2 separate regions of the Mus musculus genome follow, and region 2 is linked to region 1. A link is a loop called in an ENCODE intact Hi-C map of the cell type or tissue named here. Cell type or tissue: gastrocnemius. All regions are shown on one strand.

Region 1 (8,000 bases):
GTTAAACGAAACAGATTTATCCATATATCAGATATTGGTAAAAAAAAAAAAAAAGAAAGAAAGAAAAAAGAAAAAACTATATATTTGATCATTTTCTTTATTTATTGATTGATTCATTAGTTTATTTATTCATTGTTTTATCATTACAGTTTTTTGAGATAGGATTTCTTTGTAAAACATTCCTAGATGTCCTGGAACTCACTTTGTAGACCAGGCTAACTTCAAACTCACAGAGAACCACCTGCCTCTACCTCCAAAGTGCTGAGATTAAAATTGTGCACCACCACATCTAGCTGCCAAAAACTATTTCTATCTGTTGTTTTACATTTTGTATATGCACAAACACAGGATTGTGCAAAACAAACAGAAATATTTCTGTTCTCAAAATGGACAGCCTCAAAGTAAAAAAACAAAACAAACAAACAAACAAACAAAAACCAGTTATGTTTGTTTAGTCCCTGTTGTCAAAATGGACAGCCTTAACATAAAAAAAAAAACAACTCAGTTATGTTATGTGAATATGTTTTTGTTTAATCCCTGGTGGGGATAAGAGGCTGCTTCACAGTAGGTGATTATGATTTGCTTAGTGCACTAGCAGCAGAGAGTTTAATTCTGGGGAATCTGGACAGAATATAAATGGGAGAACCTCATGAGGGCCTGTGGTCATGAGCAAAGTCACAAGAAGGAAAAATTGGTTATCTTGATGACCAAAGATCAGACTTGCTCCCAAGGAGCTCACCATCCTTAATCAGCAGGAAGTAGTCTAAAGAAGTCTATGACCCCTTTCCTCTCTAACCTTCTTCCCCTCTTACCCAGTGTTGGGGGTTTGGGACAGATCAGGGTGGAATAAATGTTGGAAGGGTATTAGATATAAGAACCCCATACAATAGCTAAAAGGAAATATGACAACAGAGGAGTTTAAATCCAAGAGCCGCACAGATGAGGAATTATCAACTGGTTGATGAAAAATGAAAAGAAGAAGAAAAGAGAGGATTCGAAATTAATTTAAGGTTGTGATTCAAAGAAAACCAGATTCTGAAGGACAGGGATGTCCCTTTGTGACTTTGACACAAAAACATTTGAAGTTAAAAATGTGATGGGACTAGAAACAGAGAAGGAAAGGTAACTAAAGGAAGTAGTTTTCCTCTAACTACTGCCTTACACTCCTCAATGAGAAAATGGGGCATAAACCATCGGTGAGCACAGGAGCACCAAGTTGGCTGTCCAAGGCCATTATTGGTGACTTCAAGGTTTGGTTGTTGTAGTTGTTGTAGTTTGATTGGTTGGGTTGGTTGGTTGGTTTGGTTTTTCAAGAAAAGGTCTCTCTGTGATATTCCTGGCTGTCTGGATTCACTTTGTAGACCAGCCTGGCCTTGAACCCACACAGATCTGTGAGACTCTTCCTTCTCCTTCTAAGTGCTAGAATCAAAGGCAGGGTCACCACACCAGGTTTGCTATTTCAGATCCTTAATATACAGCAGTTCCTTTTCCTTCTTACTGATAGACTTCAAAGAAAATATGATCAAGGCTTAAAATAGAACCTGAATCAGCAGATGTACACTGAAGAGTTGAATGCAAAAAGTCTTGACATGAGATGCCATTGGTTACTTTTATTTGTTTATGGGGCAAGGGGTGAGATGTTATTTGTATATTGTGGGTTTCCTAGTATCCATGATCCCTGAGCCAATATATATGGACTGTTCTTCAGTAGAAGTCACTAGGCCAGTAACTATTAACACAAACTTCCCTTGGTTATAAGGTTTTGCCTGGGGCTAAGAGAATGGCTCTCTTCATTTGCCTGGGTACACTTATAGTCCTCTCCATGTTACTTACCACTATTTCTAGATAAATAACTGTACTCATTACTACTCTTTTGGGGGGGTGTTCAAATGAAAACTCTCTAATTGTGTCAAAAGTTCTTTACAAGTCTCTCTATTATAGTTTCCTGGGTGAGCCCCTCATCTGCTTTCAGCCTTCTTCCCCCATAAATCCCTGCTTTCTGTGGATATCACATAGCCCTTGCTGCTGGGATTTTCTGAACAGCCATGCGACTCCAATTCAGCTGCATGCAACCAAGTTGTCCTGATTGGACACTCTAGCATCATTGATCAGTAGATCAAGAGGAAGTGACTGTGGCCTTCACAGCCAATCCAATCACTCGGGCCCCCTTGGGAAACTCCCTGCACTGGCTCTCAGGGATGGTGAGGGCATTATACCTGAGAGAACTAATTGCCTTGGCACTCCCCTTAAGGCCTAGGGAATTGTTCTGCTCTCCTTTCTGTCTCACATTCCCATCCTGCCTCCTGAAATACTACAAAGTATGCTTGCTAGTCAAGATACTGGCTGGAGTCTTCAGAATGTGCAATGAGTGTTCCTTTTGTCAATAGTTGCTCTGTCACATGCTGGCCTTGAACTCACTAGATATGCTTGCCTCTGACTTCTGGAATTAAAGGTGTGTATGTACCACCTAGCTTAAGCCTAAGCTTTTCATGGCCACTATGCCTAGAGACCTGAATCAAAAGCCTGTGTCTTCCGGCCTTAAGATCTGGATAACAGGTGTGCTCTCCAATCCAGGTTTGTAGTTCATTTTGGTCGTCCACATTGACAACTACGAGTAGCCATCACAGTGCCTATTCATTAAGGGAGGAGGAATAAGTTCGTCCATACCTGATCACTTGAATTGAGATGAGGGGTATTGCAGAGCAAGCAGTACAGTGCTGGGTTTGACAGTACTGATGGAACAGGAGGACAATGGAAGGGAAGGCATGAATGTTCTCTCCATGTTCATATTGAATGTGTTACATGAATGGGAGACAAGGCATGAAAAGTCCATGCTCCCCTGAAATGGTCTAGTGCACATCACTGTGAATGGCAGCCTCCAGAAAGCCACCGTGAATAAGAACAGAGCTCCAGGATTTTCAACTGACAAAGCTAAGAATAAATGGAACCTGACAAGATGACACCCTCAGGAGACAGTGGTGTGATAAGAGACAGCTGAGTGACTTAAAGAGTGAATTTGGTGCTGCCTTGGCAACTAAGACAAGCCATGCGGAACTCAGAGTATGTGGCAGAGCTAACGCAGGCATCTGTCACCTTATTTTGCTCAGTGTGACTGTCAGTTGGCTTTGTCTCTAGATTGCGATGGCTTTGCAGGCACCACTATTATTGGAGAAAACCATGTGGCTACTAAGACACAATTGTTCTTCATTCTTCAAGCTGCTAAGCAGACATCCATTAACTGATGCTCATGAAGCTGGGACTCAAGGACATACTAAGTCACAAGGACTGGGTGGTAAGTGTGCCTGAGGAAGGATGAAGGGCAGGTGTGGACCCACTGACTACTCCCACATAAGAACATGGTCTGAGAAGTGCCAGCCACCACGTTCATGCTTGTGGAGGAGAAATGTGTCAATAAAATCTGGACACATTGTTCTGGGTGGCTCTGCATGCACCCTGTACCCTGTGAACAGCTTCTGTAGGCATCTCTGAAAAGGAGAAGGTTGTGGGCCTTCAAGTGGAAGTGGCAGAGGGGAAGAACATCGTATGAATTTTGTTTACTTCCCTGGATAATCTCTAAGGAGCAAAACTCTTGTTGTTAGGTTTTCCATTGTTGTGAAGAGACACCATGACCAGGCAACTCTTATAAAGAACAACATTTAATTGGGGCTGGTTTATACTTTCAGAGGTTCAGTCCATTATCATCATGGCAGGAAACATGTCAGTGTGTAGCCAGAGAAGGTGCTGGAGGAGCCAAGAGTCCTACATCTTCACCAAAAGGAAACCAGGAAGCTGTCTCATGGGCAGCGAGGAGGAGGGGCTCAAAACCCACCCCCACAGTGACACACTTCTACCAACAAGGCCACGTCTACTCCAAGAAGGCCACACCTCCTAATAGTGCCATTCCCTGGTCAAGCATATTCAAACCACCACAAAAAAAAAAACAGTATTTTTCTCCCATGCAACCATCAATGGGTCAGTATAAGTGCTCCTGAAGTGAAAGGGAACCTATCTCTTGAGTTGGGTCTGGAGGCAGAATCTAGAATTCAGGTGCCCTTCCTAAGCAGAGGTCAATACCCTGTGTACCAACCACTCTACAAGGGAGAAAAGGTGCACCAGTGACAAGGTGGGCTATGCTTCAAGGACATCCTCAAAGATCATCACTGCTGTGTGCCCTGAATACCTATCTCTGTGGCCAAAGCCACGTGAAGGCAGCTTATTCATAAGGCATCAGGATAGTCTTATATTATAGATGCTGTGCGTTTAAGTGGGAGGAGAAAGAGGTTCTCCAAGATGGCATGACCAAGATCTGAGCTGCTGAGACAAAACTGAGTCTCAGTTGCAGACGAGACCGACTTTGTAGCCCTGAGCTTCATAGTGATTTCCAACACAGCTCCCAACAGTGTCATTATTCACTATGTGCCAATAGGACCTTGTCCCTGGACAAGGTGTACCACATTGACTTGAGTGCTCTTTATTTTTTTGTGGACCCCCCCCCTTAGGTTTCTGAGGGGGAATGCTTCAAATATGTCCTCAAAGGCCACATCCTTGAGAGTAGGGCTGTTTTTTTTTTGTTTTTTTCAATTAGAACCAAAGGTCACATCCTAGACTTTTGCTCATTTAGCGCTGTAGGAGTCTGGCCTGGATTACCTACATGGACCAGGGTTTGACTTATTATCCATATGTTTGTTAACACTCATAAGGGTCCTAGCAGTATCGGTGCAAAGCATCTTCCAATGAGCCCCAGGAAGCTGGCATGACTCTCATGGATAAACTGGCATATGATGAAGATAGGTTTAAGGATCCCCACTGAGAATGCTATCCTGATGGTTCCTGTCAAAACCAAGTGTAATTTAAATAGTCATGGAAACTGATCTTTGAACCTCTAATTTTGGTTGAAGTACAGAACAAACTGGTAGATGTGGGTCCTCTTCTAGACAAAAGGGCTTGACAGGCTCAACAATTGTCACCAGGGCTGCAGGAGTGTGATGAAAAAAGAAGTGCAGAAATGGGGCACCAGGGAACTCTGCAGTTACCCATCAGGGAGACAGCATTCACACCTACATGTACTTTATTTTAGTGAAAATGACTTGGGAGAAGGAAGACCCTTAACACATTTTTTCTTTTTCCTCCTCTATTTCTTTTTTTACTTTAAAACGCTAAGAAGTGAAAAATCTTATTCTCTTTGGTATTTTCTTGCAAAATGACTTTTAGGATTTTTTTTTTTTTTTTGACAGAATCTCTCTTACACACACAGGGTACATAGACATCATCCCGGCTGTTCTGGAACTCACACTATAAACCAGGCTAGCCTCGATCTCAGAGATTTGCCTGCCTGCCTCTGCCTCTCTGCCTCTCTGCCTCTCTGCCTCTCTGCCTCTCTGCCTCTCTGCCTCTCTGCCTCTCTGCCTCTCTGCCTCTCTGCCTCTCTGCCTCTCTGCCTCTCTGCCTCTCTGCCTCTCTGCCTCTCTGCCTCTCTGCCTCTCTGCCTCTCTGCCTCTCTGCCTCTCTGCCTCTCTGCCTCTCTGCCTCTCTGCCTCTCTCTCTGCCTCTCTCTCTGCCTCTCTCTCTGCCTCTCTCTCTGCCTCTCTCTCTGCCTCTCTCTCTGCCTCTCTCTCTGCCTCTCTCTCTGCCTCTCTCTCTGCCTCTCTCTCTGCCTCTCTCTCTGCCTCTCTGCCTCTCTGCCTCTCTTTCTCTCTGCCTCTCTGCCTCTCTGCCTCTCTGCCTCTCTGCCTCTCTGCCTCTCTGCCTCTCTGTCTCTCTGCCTCTCTGCCTCTCTGCCTCTCTCTCTCTGCCTCTCTCTCTCTGCCTCTCTGCCTCTCTGCCTCTCTGCCTCTCTGCCTCTCTGCCTCTCTGCCTCTCTGCCTCTCTGCCTCTCTGCCTCTCTGCCTCTCTGCCTCTCTGCCTCTCTCTCTCTGCCTCTCTCTCTGCCTCTGCCTCTCTGCCTCTCTGCCTCTCTGCCTCTCTGCCTCTCTGCCTCTCTGACTCTCTGACTCTCTGACTCTCTGACTCTGACTCCTGAATGTCACCCAGCCTTTTGTGAATTTTAAGTTGTTGAGGAAGAGCCAAGACTACTTGCTGCATAAGAAGGGTCCTCATAAAGGCAAAAACTTGACAAGGAAATGATACCCAAGCCATTGCTCCGTGAGCTCCATGGAGCCAGTACTCCATGATGGTCATGTTCCAAGTGCTGGTCCATGCATCAGGGGGTACCTTGGTGCTTCAGAGACTCCATTATGATCAATAAATTAAAATGTAAAACTCTGAAGAATGCTTTCTGATGGAATGATCTTTCATGGGATTATCTCAGACAAGTGAATGGTAGGGTAAAAGAAAAGTGTGATTCCCTTTAGTATTATTTTATTAAATCACAAAGCTGACAGGTGCTACTTATTTTTGTAATTCAAAGGAGAAAAGAAAGAACTGTGGAAGAAATGGAGTAATGGCTTCTCCCATTATGACCTCGATCACAGTCCCAGCAAGCCAAGTCTACAGGCCCACAGCTCCATAAGCAGATCTGTCAGGGCAGGGCGGGTCAGGACAGGGTAGGGCTAGGGTCAGGGTCAGGTATTTGTTCATCTTCTTTGTTCTCAAGTTCCCATTTCAGAGCTAGATAGCACCACTTAAGCCAGTGGCCTCTGCTCCTCTGCCCTCCCCCGTGTCTTTTACTTCATAAAGAACAGGGTTTACTGCTGGAGAGGTGCTTCTGTGGTTAAGAGTCCTAGCTGCTCTTGTAGAGGACCCAGGTTTGTTTCCCAGCACCTATAGGTGGCTCACAACACCCATAACTCCACTTTCAGGTGCTCTAATATCGTCTTCTGACCTCCAATGGCACCAGGCTCACACGTGGAGCACATGCATGTATACACTCATGCACATAAGATAAAGTATTTTGAAAAAGAACAATTTAGCTCACAGCTCTAGGGATGTAAGGGGGCATTTCATCAGCACTTCTGGACTCAGGATTAGGCCAGCTAGCAGCTGGCATCACATGTTCACGGAAGGGTAGAGAGTAATCTCACGGAGAGACAAGAAGACAGATGGAGACTAGAAGCCCCTTCAGACATAAGACAATGTTATCCTTCTGAGAGCGAGCCTCCTTCCAACTGTGTGTATACACACACACAAACACACACCCATCTAAAGATCCCTCCTACATCTCGGTACTGGAGACCACGCTCCCACTACAAGTATCTCGTAGGTACACTACGCATCAGCCATAGCACTCCACCCTCCTGGGTTTGTTCTCTTCTCACAGTCTTTCCACGGGCATCTCCCATTAACCTTCAAAGGCTTATAGAACATATCATTTGGATTTGTAAGCAAAACAAAACCAACAATTAAATGTCCATCTGCAATTAAGGAACTCAACCATGCCCAGCATCTATTAAACTTTTTTAAAGAAAAAATTGAATTAATATAATAATAATAATAATAATAATAATAATAATAATAATAATAATAAAGATCTTGAGACTCCTGAGGGAAGAGGGTGGGTTATAGGAGGCCCCTGAGCATGAGGGAGGTAGAGATACAAACTACTGTCAAAGTCTTGCCCATGAGAAAAGTCTGAGCCTCCCTGAGTAACCACATCAGCCCACACTTTTAAGAGCACTAGGTGCTCTTACCGAGGACCCAGGTTTGGTTCCCAGCACCCATATGGTAACATTGTATAACTCTGGTTTCAGGAGCTCTCACCCAGGGCACCAGGAACACACATATACACACATGCACACAAAATAAAGTATACATACAATACACACAATATAGCAGTGGACAGCAGACCTCTTAGAAACTGCCTAACAGCACAAATTCTATCCCTCAACATAAGATTAAAAAAAAAAAAAATGGCCGGGCGGTGGTGGCGCACGCCTTTAATCCCAGCACTTGGGAGGCAGAGGCAGGCGGATTTCTGAGTTCGAGGCCAGCCAAGGCTACACAGAGAAACCCTGTCTCAAAAACAAAAACAAAAACAAAACAAAAATGTTAGACAGACAAGTTTC
Region 2 (8,000 bases), 85 kb after region 1:
CTTGGGATACCTACAGAACATAAAGGGCATTGCGATTAGAGAACAGGGGAAAGTGTCTGTGGTAAGGCCTGGAGAGTTTCATAATGGAAGAATTTCAGGTAACCTCACAAACATAGTAAGTGGTAAATGCTAATCAGACGACTGATAGTGATCTGAATTATGCTTTTGAAACCTTGCTCTGACTATGTGCTGGTTTGAATGAAAAATGGCACCCATAGGCTCTTAGGGAGTGGCACCATTAGGAACTAGCCTTGTTGGAGGAAGTGTGTTGTTAGGGATGGGTTTTTGAGGTTTCAGAAACTCAAGCCAGAAACAGTAGCTCACACCTTCTCTTCTTGGCGCCTGCAGACTCTGATGTAGAACATGCAGTATCATGTCTCCTTATGGGCCACCATGCTCCCCACCATGATGACAATGGACAGAATCTCTGAACCTGTAAGCCAGCCCCCATTAACTGTTTTTCTTTACAATAGCTGCTGTGGTCTCGGCTCACAGGTGAGGATTGCTAGCAAGCAGAGCTCCTGGGGAGCAGAAGTGGGTTCCTGGAAATGGGTTCCCATCTAACTGCTGGTTTGGGGGGCCTCCAAGGACTTATGGCAGAAAATACTGGGGGCCTCCAAGGACTTATGGCAGAAACTACTGGGGCGTGGGGAGGTGAGCTGGCCAGTTGTTCACCAACACTGTGGCCACCTGCCTTTCAATTTCAGTCACATCTTTACATATAGATCCTAGGCAGTGGTGCTTGCCTAGGTGTAGAAAAGGAGAAGAGAGACAGCAAGACCTCAGAACAGGAACCAAAGCCCTTTCTGCCATTTTTGGCTTCTGACCAAGACAAAAACCAATGACATTTCCTGCTAAATTGCCAGATCCAGTTTCTATCTCTTGTTCCCATCACATCCATGAGGATGCAGGGTGAACGAAGACAGGATTGGAAACACAGGTCACATTATCGTTAACTTGCAGGACAACTGAAGACACACGGGAGAACCCAGAAGAATAGACAGAGGTGAGAGAGGGCCCTGAACTTGAACACTGGCTCGCATCTGTATTCAAAGATTGAGCCAACGAGGAAGGAAGAAGAGATGGCTACAATCTCACTGTTGTTTGTTCACAGAGAAATCGAGAGAAAAAAGAGTTTCAAAGGGGAAGGAAGTGGGGCAAAGCCAACAGAGTCAGCTCATTCGGAAAGGTTAAGTCAGCTAAGTGGGTTTGACCACCAGGAAGATGCTAGTGCCCTTTCAAAACCTGGCTGTGCTGGCTGGGAAAAGATAAAGACTTGGTGAAGAATGAGGAGCAGAGAGCGTTGGGGAAAAGCCGTGGTGGAGCAAGTGACTGTGGTCTCTGGGCTGCTCTCTCAAGACTGGAGTAATGAAGGGAAGGATCAAATAAAACCTTTCTGCTTCCAAGACAGAGCGAGCCAGGGTAGTCATCCTTAGCCCCGCCCAGTTCGGCTCAGTCCCGCCCAGCTCGGCCCAGCCCCGCCCAGCTCGGCCCAGGCTGCATCCAAGCACCCCACCCCACCCCCACCCCAGCCAGACACTGTAGAGGCTCACTTCACTGATTCTTTATGCCCTTCCCATCTGAGGAGAACCTTGAAGAGGGTGACCCAGAGCGGGCACAGTCCAACACTTCTATTGAAATGTATGTGTTTTTCTATACACCTAGAAACCCACCCTGGCACTATTTTAATACCGGCATGAAATAATCAATATATTCATTTTGTAAATCTTTTTATTTATTTATTTTTTTGGTATGGGTATTTAATGTTAATGACCCTTTACCTTTTTAACCACAAGCTTTTGGAGAGCTCCCATCTTGTTAATGAGATGCTTAAACAAATTTAACAACATGACTAATCCTGCGGTCTAGTCACTACTTCCAGCAAGAAATTTCTCTTTAGGAAAAGTTCATTTGGTATGCACATTCATTTTGATGTCTAGTTATAGATAATGTAATTTATGGGCTGTGAGGCAAGAATATCCTATCCCAACAATGAGCGAGTTGAGTCTGCAATTGTTTAGTCCCTTTCCTTTCCTCAGGCAAAGCAGTTCCTTAGAAAACTAAAGAGCACAAATATTGTGTTTGAATTCAGTTCCCAGCCTCATCCCCCAAACTCTCTTGAAATGGCGAAGCCTGCCCTGGCTTGCCTTCTGCACTCCACCCTGGAGAAACTGTTATTTCTAGACCTTCTCAGAGGCTAAACTGGTTAGTCAGAGACATCCAAGTTCATTCAAAATGCCTCCCCTCTTCAACAACACTTTCTTGGTTCCCACCACTTTCCATAAAGACAGAAGGAGGCGGTAGGGTAGGGAAGGGGAAGACACAAAGAGAAAAGTAGATTAAAAATTGTGTCTATACACCTTAGTTTTGAAAACGTCAAGGTAATAAAGGCAGGAAAGAGTAAGTTGTCATAAACTTCAGTTGGCTGCTGAATTGGTAAAGACTAAACTACTCGCCCACTGCCACTGTTATCATTGCACTGAAGATGGGAAGAGTCTTACTGCTATCTGAAGCTCCCCCTGCCCCTTCCATACACTCTCTGTTCATTGCTTGAGGCTCAGCTCTTCCTCACTATTAGGGTCAAAGTGCCCCCTACCCCTAGTCTCCATCCCAATGGCAGTGTTAGTGACAATGTCCTAAACAGAAGGACTCTGGCAGGAGAAGCCTAAGAGTGGGTTTCTGTTTACCAGGAAGTTCCCTTTATCCACCCCTAAAGGGCAGCCATCTCTGGAAAAGGCGTCTCGTCTCGTTGTCAGTGTCTTTCAGCTCAAATCCCCCCACGCTATTGACTGTCATACAAAAAATCTGCTCATGTTTAATGCCAGTTTGCTTCTCTTCCCTCCCCCTCAGCCCCGAGAGGACAGTCTTGGCAGTTTGGTTCCCAATTATCCTTTCTTTTTACCCATAGAGTGGCCCAAATTGGTCGTCTCACTGTGCCCTTGCTTACGTCACCCCTTCATACTGTGGTTAATAATCATACCACATTTTATATGTGCATTATATAAAACTATATATTATATATAAGATATATAATATAAATTATATATAAATAATTTATAAACTGGGTGGTAGTGGTGCATGTCTTTAGTTTTAGCACTTGGGGAGGGGGGCAGAGGCAAATAAATCTCTTAGTTCAAGGCTAGTCTGACCTATAGAGTGAGTTCCAGAATGGCCAGGGCTGGCTACACAGAGAAACACTATCTTTAAAAAAACAAACACAACAATACACACACACACAGACACACACACACACACATATTTCATATATCACTTGAAAGAAATAGATATATCTCTTCGACCTCTTGGTATTTATAAATAACTAGGGATTTTTGCCCCCGAGAGGCAAACCCCTCAGGTTTCTCCATGTCCTGTTACCCAGTGAACCACAGAGCTATCAAGCTGCCAAGGCTGATTGGCAAGGAGGCTAAACCAGGAGGATTACATGTTCAAGGCCAACCTATGTGTTTAATGAAACCTTTTCCCAAAACATTACCACTAATCCTCATTCTTCCCCCCCCCCTCCCTCCTCCTCTTTCTCTTCTCCTCCCCCACTCCCACTTTTCTTCTTTTGGAGATAGAGTTTCACTATGTAGCCCCAACTGGCCTAGAACTCATGATGTGGAGCAGTCTGGACTCGGACTCACAGAGATCCACCTGCCTCTGCCTCCTGAGTGTTGGGATTAAAGACATATGATACTATCCAGATCTTTTAAAATTATGCAAAGAATGGGGTTGGAGAGTTGGCTCAGAGGATAAGAGCACTAGATGCTCTTCCGAAGGACTCAGTTCCAAGTCCCAGAAACCACATGGCTGCTCACAACCACCTGTAACTCCAGTTCCCGGAAATCCAAGGGCACCAGGCACACGAGTGATGTACGGACAGACACGCAGGCAAAACAGCCATTAAAATAATTTAAAAGATTAGGAAAAGAAAACACTACATGAATGACCACGTTAGCCTCAGTGTCACCATTTGCCATATTCTCTAGATTTCTTATTCTACAATGTGGGACAAGTTATGACAACTGTTGAGCATGACTTCTGAGCGAGGCAAAGTTAGTGATCCGCATCAATGTGCATGCTCAATAACTTTTTACTGTTGAAGACACTACACTTGAATATATCGAGGCATTTTCTTGATGTTTCCCCCCACCCTCAAATAGCAGAAACCCAGTGAAATGGTTTTGACAGTTCATGTCGGTGGCACTACACTGTCCTCTGTGGCTCGCTCTGGAAGAAAGTCCTTGATCCTAGGGATTCCAGCCTGCTGCTGTGTCCACCAGGTGCACTTTCTACCTGTGTCTTTGTGGTGGAGGGCAGGTGACATGCTAGACAGCTTAGCTCTGGGCTCTAGCACTTAGAGCAGAGGTGAGAAGGGCTGCCAGTTGGGTCAGATCCTGTTACTGCCCATCAATGATGGCCTCCTAGGTTCCCATCCAGGTTAACAGAGGCAAAGTGGAGAAGGAGAGACAGAGACACAGCAGGAGGACCTGCCAGGCCCTGTCCATGGGACAAGGGCACAGGAAGCAGCCAAAGGGAAGTATGAAGGGCGGTCCACGAAAGGGGGGTGTCCTGTGCAGGAGGCTGGGAAAGGGGAGAAACAGACTGGCCTCTGCCAGCGTAAGACCTTTGTACTGAAAGCAGCTGCTGTATCCTGGATTCCAGTCTCCGTCCGTCCTGACAACAGTTGACATTTACGGCAGTGTGTGTGTCTCTTCCTTGTCTTTCTACTCTCGGCTCTGAAAAAAACAGTTCTCGACCTCAACCTGTGCAGATAACGTTCCCTATCCTCCAGTTCTCTTGGGAGTTGTGGTTTTTTTTTTTTTTTTTTTCTTTCTCTCGCCTGACTCCTTCTTACTTTCTTAAACACTTGCTTCCTTATGCTACTAAAGGGTAACCCCTGCAGTAGTTCTACCACTCCTGGCCTTCTGAGGTCCTCGGTTCTTCATCCATGCTAGGCACCTCTCCCACTGTGAGCTTCTCTCTTCCCTCAAGACTCTCCTCTCCCTATTTTGAGGAAGAGTCTCACTGTTTAACTATGTAACCCAGGCTGCTCTGGAACTCGTAGCCTTCTTGCCTTAGTCTTCCCAATGTGTACGATACCAGGCTTCCTTCCTGATGTCTCTACATGCTGAAAGTTCCACAAACCAGCACTGTGTCTTAAGTCCCCAAACTTTATATCCTCTTCTATAACATGAGACCATGATAATAACTTCCCGTGGCTCTTGTGATGACTCCAAAATGTTGTTCTTTTGAAATGGAGTTTTATGTGGAACATGTCAGTCTATTGGCTTCCTCATTCCAATTTCAAATAGTATATGGCTTCCTTCATTTATCATGAGGAACACTGCTCACAGCTGATCTGTGTGACAAAAAGTTAACAATCTGGCTGGCTTTATGACAACTTGACACAAGCTAAAATCAGCTGAAAGGAGGAAAAAAAATAAAACCTCAATTAAGAAATTTCCTCCAAGCTGGGTGTGGTGGCACACACCTTTAATCCCAGCACCTGGGAGGCAGAGGCAGGAGGATCTCTGAGTTTGAGGCCAGCCTGGTTTATAAAGCAAATCTAAGACAGTGAGGGCTACATACATACACACATACACACACACACACGGAAAGAAAAAGAAAAGAAAAGAAAAGAAAAGAAAAGGAAAGGAAAGGAAAGGAAAGGAAAGGAAAGGAAAGAAAGGAAAGGAAAGGAAAGGAAAGGAAAGGAAAGGAAAGGAAAGGAAAGGAAAGGAAAGGAAAGAGAAATTGCCTCCATAAGATCTGACTGAAGGTAAGCCTGTTCTTAAATAGTAATTGATGGGGGAGGGGCCTGCCCATTGTGAGTGTGGTACCATACTTGGGTTGGTAGTCCTGGGTTCTGTTTGTTGTTGTTGTTGTTGTTTTTTTTTTTTGGGGGGGGGGGTTGAGACAGGGTTTCTCTGTGTAGTCCTGGCTGTCCTGAATCTCACTCTGTAGACCAGGCTGGTCTCAAACTCAGAAATCCGCCTGCCTCTGCCTCCCAAGTGCTGGGATTAAAGGCGTGAGCCACCACGCCCGGCTACCCTGGGTTCTATAAGAAAGCAGGCTGAGTAAGCCATGGGGAGAAAGTCAGTAAGCAGCATCCCTCCATGGCCTCTGTAGCAACTCCTGCTTCCAGCGTTCCGCCCTGTTTGAGTTCCTGTCCTGACTTCCTTCAGTGATGAGTACTCTTCCCTCCCCAATTTTCATTTTGGTCATGGAGTTTCACTGCAGCAATAGAAACCTTAACAAAAATACAGTCCCGTCCCCCCCCCCCCCCTTTTCCCTTTCTGGAGCCTTTAGCCTGGAAAACGCATCTAACTGGATCAGGCATTTTTAGCACATTATTCATTCCATCCTGATTCTCCAACAGGTGTCACTGAGGCAGGAATATTAAAGGGACATGAGACTGAAAGGAAGCCCTTTAGTCTTGGAATCTGGTTTATTTCCGTTGGTCGCTGAGAGCAAACTGCTCGCAAATGACTATAATGCATTTTCTGAGAAAAATCTCACAAATAAGATTATGAGCCATATTTGCAGCTGAAACACTGAAAACACCTGCCTTGGGCTGGGGAGCTAGCTTAGTGCCAAGAGCTCTGGTCTCCCAAGAATAAGGGAGTCAGATACCCAGAATTTGCATTAAAAAGGCCTGGGTGCAGTGGGGCTGGGGTCCCTAAGACTGGTAGGGTTGCTCCTAGGACTTGCTAGCCAGGCAAGTCAGTGCCTGAGGAATGATACATGAGGTGTCCTCCTGCCTCAGCACAAATTTGAACACAAATTTGTACACATGCATCCACACACAGGTACACACGCACACCAAGCAGGCGCTGACACTGTAACCTAAGTACATTACGAATCCCTTTGACCTTTTCTGGCCTATGCATCTTTTATCTGTCTTTAAACACAGACAACATATCTGACATACCACTTTATAACCTCATTTACTAAAGGGAAGTTCTTTAAGTCAGACGTGATGGAACATGACTGATATCCCAGGACTCAGGAAAGGCGTGAAAATTACAAGTCCAGGGCCAGCCTGAGCTATAAGATACCATCTACAAAGCAAAGCAAAGCAAAGCAAAACAAAACAAAACAAAACAAAACAAAACAAAACAAAACAAAACAAAAGTTAGGCTTATAAGCATTTGTTCAGTTGGTAGAGTACTTACCTAGCATAAACTCAGGGGGATGGAGACAGGAAGTCAATGTCTTCAGCTTCATAACAAGTTTGAGACTAGTCTGAGCTACAGGGAAACGGGCAGGTGGGAGATCAACAATACTCTGTGTGTGTGTGTGTGTGTGTGTGTGTGAGAGAGAGAGAGAGAGAGAGAGAGAGAGAGAGAGAGAGAGAGTGTGTTTATTGTTAAGACACTTAGATATGACCTTGATAACTTCTCTCTTGAGCAGTCCATGGGCACTGTGGGGGTTTGAATGGGAATAGTCCCTATATGTGTGAATACTCGGTTCCTGGTTTGGGAAGGATTAAGAGGTGTAGCCTAATGGAGGAGTTTCAAAAGCCCACAGCATTTCCTGTCTCCTGCCTGTGGATCAGATGTAAACTCTCAGCTACAGCTACAGCTTGATGCCTGTCTGCTGCCATGCTCCCCACCATAATAGTCATGGACTAGCCCTCTGCAACCATGAGCCCCAGTAGACGCCTTCTTCTATTTATTGCCTTGGTCATGGTTTCTCTCCACAGAAATAGAAAAGTAACCAAGACAGGCACCATGATATATACAACTAACACCCCCCCACACCCACACAGTCGTTCTCAGTAAACTCCATTTTTGCTTCATACAGACTTGTCCTGAATTTCTCTTTTGTGGTGTAAGTTAAGAGTCTCATTTTTCCGTGAGTAGAAGTCCCCCTAAGGGACAGTTGCCAATGTTGAGCTGTGTCTTCCATTTCCACTGCCATTACTATGCAGCCCAGGACTGCTTGGGGACCTTCCTGAAGTGCCTTCCCCAGCCCTCAAGTTTCAAAGGCCCTCT

What was found. A loop is a pair of places that touch in the nucleus more often than their neighbours do. Peaks named below come from ENCODE experiments on the same cell type or tissue, not always from the same donor. Only the 100,000 strongest peaks of a DNase experiment are listed, where the experiment ranks them.
Region 2: it touches region 1 in a loop (2.0-fold over the local background); 17 of 42 quality-filtered maps call a loop at or near these places.

Annotation. Positions count from the first base shown.
Region 1 is chr14:78,826,372-78,834,371 of GRCm38, reverse strand. It overlaps the pseudogene Gm19098. Among named protein-coding and RNA genes, the nearest start is that of Vwa8, 19 kb to the left of the region's middle. In gastrocnemius, no CTCF peak of the experiment used is centred here; DNase peaks (open chromatin) are centred at 3,077 and 4,743.
Region 2 is chr14:78,741,633-78,749,632 of GRCm38, reverse strand. No RefSeq gene overlaps it. Among named protein-coding and RNA genes, the nearest start is that of Dgkh, 13 kb to the right of the region's middle. In gastrocnemius, no CTCF peak of the experiment used is centred here; no DNase peak of the experiment used is centred here.